Regions from separate parts of the Homo sapiens genome. Here region 2 is linked to region 1. A link is a loop called in an ENCODE intact Hi-C map of the cell type or tissue named here. Cell type or tissue: mammary epithelial cell. All regions are shown on one strand. Each heading gives the region's core, and the rest is flanking DNA. Links, peaks and the distances in the headings are about the cores only.

Region 1 (2,816 bases), core at 12-2,511:
GCTTTAGCAGCACCAAACTGCCACGGGGCTGCCCCCAGCTTTCCTGAGATACAGTGGGGAGATGCTTTGTGCAGTTCCCCCACACAATGCATCAGAAACATGGGCTCTGGGGCTCTGGGGACCACACAGGAGCTATGGGGAAGGAGGCTGAAGTAGCCAAGAGTAATGATGGGGAGGTTTTATTTATTTATTTATTTATTTATTTATTTATTTATTTATTTATTTTCAGAAACCGAGAATTCCTATGTGAAATTGTTATTGTGCTGAATATGACCCCACATTTTCTTTTGGAAATCCAAACCAGACACTATCTTATACAGACCCCTGACATGTGAGGTGATCATCAGGAGTTTGCAGAGACTTATGGTCAGTGCAAGACCCAGAGGTTTTCATTCCAGCTCCCATTATCAAGAGAAGGTGTAAATAGCCCATCGTCCTCACCCATTTCTGTGCTGTGGAATCCCTGGTTGCAGAGTATTTCAAAGTATACTGATCATAGGTTGATAGCGGTAAAGGATAAAATTGGGAGTGTACATGAAAAGGTAAAATCTGTTCTTCCTACTCAGATGATTCATTGTAGTAATCAGCATCGGGTGGATTCTCATCACTTGGAGACTCACTCATGTCTTGCCGGAGCTCTTACAAAGTGTTGCTAAGGTAGGACACTGCTGGTGCAGGTGGGGATAGTTCACAAGGCTCAGGGTCTTTCTTTCAGAAAAAAAGATACAGAGGAGAGATGTTTCTTTTTTCTTTTTTTTTCCAGCACATGGTTGTTACCCAAAGTTATTTTACTGAATTAGTTTAATTTTTTTTTTTGATGGAAACTAATGAGGTGGTGGCATTCATATAAGAAATTCACTTTTTTGAGTATACTTATGACTGTATATGTACTTCCATCTCTTTGTTACCAGAGAAAATATAAAAACGCAAATACATGACAATGCTATAAATACTGTAATAACCTGGAATCACATCTAATCTACAAAATAATTTTTAATTAAAAAGTAAATCATCTGAAAATAAAGAGATGTTTCTATTAATGTGGCCATGGTGGATGGGAAAGCTCTGTTTCTGAGAGGTCATCAACGCCCCCAAATGGTTTTTGTACTTTCATACTCTGATTATTATTACAAGATGACAAATATGAGGATGCTCCTGGGTTGACTCATATCTGTGGCAAACACCATGTAACTTGTAGTAATAAACACCCATGCAATTGCACACATTCAGGATGATTCAGCTGTCTGTCATCACAGCATGAAAAGTGGCCTACACTGTTTCTCCCTCCTCTGGGCCTCTTCAGATTGGCACAGTGGAAAAACACCACCACAGAGATTAGCTTTCAAGAGAGACACGGAGTGGTGAGTGCTTTTGGTGCACTTCCTCAAAGACACAGGAATGAAAGTTTTGTCAAAAAAATCAGATCAGATTTAAAAATTGTAAGAGTTTATTGTGCACTCAAAAGAATAGCTGGGGAACTGGGAGGCTTCAAACCAGAAGAGGTAAGAAGCTCTGCTTATGGCCAGGCGTGGTGGCTCACGCCTGTAATCCCAGCACTTTGGGAGGCCAAGGCAGGTGGATCATGAGGTCAGGAGATCAAGACCATCCTGGCTAACATGGTGAAACCCTGTCTCTACTAAAAATACAAAACATTAGCCGGGCATGGTAGCGGGCGCCTGTAGTCCCAGCTACTCGGGAGGCTGAGGCAGGAGAATGGGGTGAACCTGGGAGGCGGAGTTTGCAGTGAGCCGAGATGGCGCCACTGCACTCCAGCATGGGCGACAGAGTGAGACTCTGTCTCAAAAAAAAAAAAAAAAAAAAAGAAGCTCTGCTTACAACAGTTACTGTGCAGTTTATAAAGCATTAAGGAGGAAGTATTGTGACCTTTTTTGTAATTGGTTGTTACACATTAACATTCTTTTAGGGCAAGTAGAGCTGTTTAAGCTGATCTGACTTTTGCTGATTAGTTTACTTTTACCGAATCCTGCTGGCAAAAACGTAAAGCTTTTATTTTGTGTTTCATTTATGATTAGGGCTACCATTTCTGAAAAATTAGGATGACTTCAGCTTTGGCTACCTGGCTATGGGCAATTGGCCTTGGATTATATCTAAACTATGACCTCCATTTTTTTTTTTAACCATTGCTTTCTTCCAGTGATTCTCTCAGCTGAACTCAGAGTGTGACCAACTACCTATCATTACTCTTGGTCATCACATTTTCTTTTCTGTAGACCTTTGTAGGAGCAAACTAGAATCTCATTAGATTCTGTGATTCTTGTCCAGGTAGTTTCTGTTGTTTAATCCTCATGGAGATAATCTGAAGAGTTCATGGCTGCTGAGAAGCATTTAAGACTAGAAAGATTATAATACACAAGGGATATTATCAATATGACTAACGGGGAGCTAATACCAAGAATTTGAAAAAGACCCTGAGTATTAATTGGAATATGTGGAGGGCTTTTTTGAAGGATAAGTATCTTTGGTTTTGGACCCCCAAAATACTCTGAACGTGTACAAGAAACAAGGCTACACACCTCATATTAAATTATGCAGCACTCATGTTCAAGTGAAGTTAGAGGGAGAGCTTGGGGACCAATTTTAATAATATTTAAATGCATTTATTGCTACTGATTTTCAAGACTGTTTACAACCACAATTCAAAGTCTTAGGATGAGTACATTACAGTAGACAGTTACTTAGTGAGAGATTGCTCTGAACCTGATGCCTCGGGAAGGATGTCAATATCCACAGAGCCCCACTCTCCTGACTGCATTTTTTTTACTTTTATTTTAGGTTCAAGGGTACATGTGCAAGAT
Region 2 (2,816 bases), core at 301-2,800, 54 kb before region 1:
CATGTTGTCACAAATGACAGCATGTTCTTCCCTTTTAAGGCTGAAAAATATGTCATTGTATGTATATGCCACATTTTTGTATCCACTCATCTACTTTAATAGCCTTTTTTAAATGACAAAATTTTAGAAATGGAGAATAGATTTGTGGTTGAAGAGTTTATGAGAAGGGTCAGAAGGTAGTAGATATGGTAATAAAAGAGCAACATGAGGGGTCCTCGTGGTGATGGAACTGTCCTGTATTTTGACTGTGGTGATGGATACGGAAACCTGCATGTGTTATAAAATTGTATAAAACTAAACACGAGTTTACATAAACGAAGAAAATCTAAATGAGTTGTGGACTGTATCATGGTCAACATCCTGGTTGTGATATTGTACTACATAGTTTTGCAAGATGTTATTGTCAAGGTAAACTAAGTGTTCATAGATGTCTTTTTAAAAAATTTTCTTACAATTACATTAGAATCTACAATTATCTGAAATTTTTTTTTTTTTTTTTTTTGAGAAGGAGTCTTGCTCTGTCGCCCAGGCTGGAGTGCAGTGGCGCGATCTTGGCTCACTGCAAGCTCTGCCTCCCGGATTCACGCCATTCTCCTGCCTCAGCCTCCCGAGTAGCTGGGACTACAGGCGCCCACCACCATGCCTGGCTAATTTTTTGTTTTTTTTTAGTAGAGACAGGGTTTCACCATGTTAGCCAGGATGGTCTCGATCTCCTGACCTTGTGATCTGCCCGCCTCGGCCTCCAAAAGTGCTGGGATTACAGGCATGAGCCACCGCACCCAGCCTATCTGAAACATTTTTTAAAGTTTATAGGCAATAGGCTTGGACAGGCACTTCACCAAAGAAGATATCTAAATTGGCTATAAAAATGAGAAAAGATGCCAAATATTTAATTTTATAAATGGGCTATAAAACAAGAAAACATGCCCAATATTTCATTTTACCCACTCTTTTAGACTGGCTAAAATTAAATGTCCTGATATCACTGATAAAGAGGACACTGTTAGAGCATAAAATTACAGATAATAGTCCCTTCTTTTTTCTCTTTATTTTCGTTTTAATTTTTTTCTAAACCATTTCACATTTCTGAAGTAGTTCTCCTCTTATTCACAGTTTCAGTTACCCATGGTCAACCTTGGTCTAAAAATATTAAATGGAAAATTTCAGATATAAACAATTTGTAAGTTTTAAATTGTACACCATTCTGAGTAATGTGGTGAAATCTCCTGCCACCCTGCCCAGGATGTGACTCATTCCTTTGTCCAGCATGTCCATGCTGTAGATGCTTCTTGCCTGTTAATCACTTAGTAGCCCTCAGGGTTATCAGACTGTTGCAGTATCTCAGTGCTTGTGTTCAAGTCATCCTTACATTAGTAAATAATGGCCCCAGAGTGCAAGAGTAGAGATGCTGGCAATTTGGGTATGACACAGAGAAGCCATAAAATTCTTCCTTTAAGTGAAAAGATGAAAGTTCTTAAGTTAATAAGGAAAGAAATAAGGTTGCTAAGATCTATGATGAAAACGAATGTTCTGCCTGTAAATTGTGAAGAAGGAAAAAGAAATTCATGCGTAGTATATATAGGGCCTGGTACTATCCTTGGTTTCAGCTATCTCCTGGGGCTCTTAAAACATGTGTCCCCCCTTGGATACTGTACTGTAATCATTTTAGAGAACTATTTGACAGTCTGTTATAAATACACATTCTTAAAAAAAATTCTTTTTAAGAGATAGTGTCTCACTCTGTCACCCAGGCTGGAGTGCAATGACTCAATCACATCTCTCTGCAGTGTCCAACTCCTGTCCTCAAGCAATCCTCCCATCTTGGCCTCCCAAAGTGCTGGCATTACAGGCATAAAACACCACACTCAGCCTGAAACATACATTCTTATAAACAGCTGAGTCATGGCTCAGCTCTTTCCCTCCTAGATATTCATGCAAGAGAAATAAAAAAAAATATTTTCATGAAAGACTTGCACACAAATGTACATAGCAGCTTTTTTCATAATTACCAAAAACTTAACAACCCAGATGTTCATTAATAAGAGAATAAATGAACAACTTTGTATTTTTAAAAAGGCTTTGTACTTTTCTAAATGGTTTCCCTGGGAAGGTACATACTTATTCTAACAATAAGATCTCCTGGTTCAGAAAAATTTTGGAGCTGATTTTGGAACCTGTAGCATATTTTCTTGATGTACATTTTCAAAGGTATTAAATTTCCGCCTTTTGATAATAGGTTTAAATTTTGGAAACAGGCCAAAATTATTCAAAGAGGACCAGGCTCAGTGGCTCACACTTGTAATCCCAGTAATTTAGGAGGCCAAGGCAGGAGGATCACCTGAGATCAGGAGTTTGAGACTAGCTTGAGCAACATAGCAAGACCTTGTCTCTACAAAAAATTTTTAAAAGTTAGTCAGATGTGGTGGAGTGCACCTGTAGTCCCAGCTACTCAAGATGCTGAAATGGGAGGATATCTTGAGCCCAGGAGTTGGAGACTGCAGTGAGCTATGATTGCACAACTATACTCCAGCCTTGGTGAAGAGCAAGACTTTGTCTCAAAAAAAAAAAAATATTCAATGAGAAATTGGGTGTATCTATTGGTTAAAGAAAGAGGTGTGGTTCTCAATCTTTGCCACACATTAGTATGACCTGAAAAACCTGAAAAATTAGAATGCCCAGGTATTGTGACTTAACTGGTTTAGGGTGGGCCAGTTGTTGGTATTTTGTTAAAGCTCCCCAAATGATTCCAATAAAACCAAGTCCTAATCTTTTTAGTTGCTCACTTCTTGTTAATTTTTTTTAACCCACACAGCTGA

Evidence for each region. Hi-C counts contacts between places; a loop is a spot of excess contacts. Peaks named below come from ENCODE experiments on the same cell type or tissue, not always from the same donor. Only the 100,000 strongest peaks of a DNase experiment are listed, where the experiment ranks them.
Region 2: it touches region 1 in a loop (7-fold over the local background); 6 of 110 quality-filtered maps call a loop at or near these places.

Annotation. Positions count from the first base shown.
Region 1 is chr11:93,053,859-93,056,674 of GRCh38, forward strand. No RefSeq gene overlaps it. Among named protein-coding and RNA genes, the nearest start is that of MTNR1B, 86 kb to the left of the region's middle. RefSeq lists an enhancer at 489-1,688. In mammary epithelial cell, for the core only: a CTCF peak has its summit at 1,289; DNase peaks (open chromatin) are centred at 603 and 1,223; H3K27ac peaks cover 924 bases.
Region 2 is chr11:92,999,432-93,002,247 of GRCh38, forward strand. No RefSeq gene overlaps it. Among named protein-coding and RNA genes, the nearest start is that of MTNR1B, 31 kb to the left of the region's middle. In mammary epithelial cell, for the core only: no CTCF peak of the experiment used is centred there; a DNase peak (open chromatin) is centred at 1,280; H3K27ac peaks cover 1,749 bases.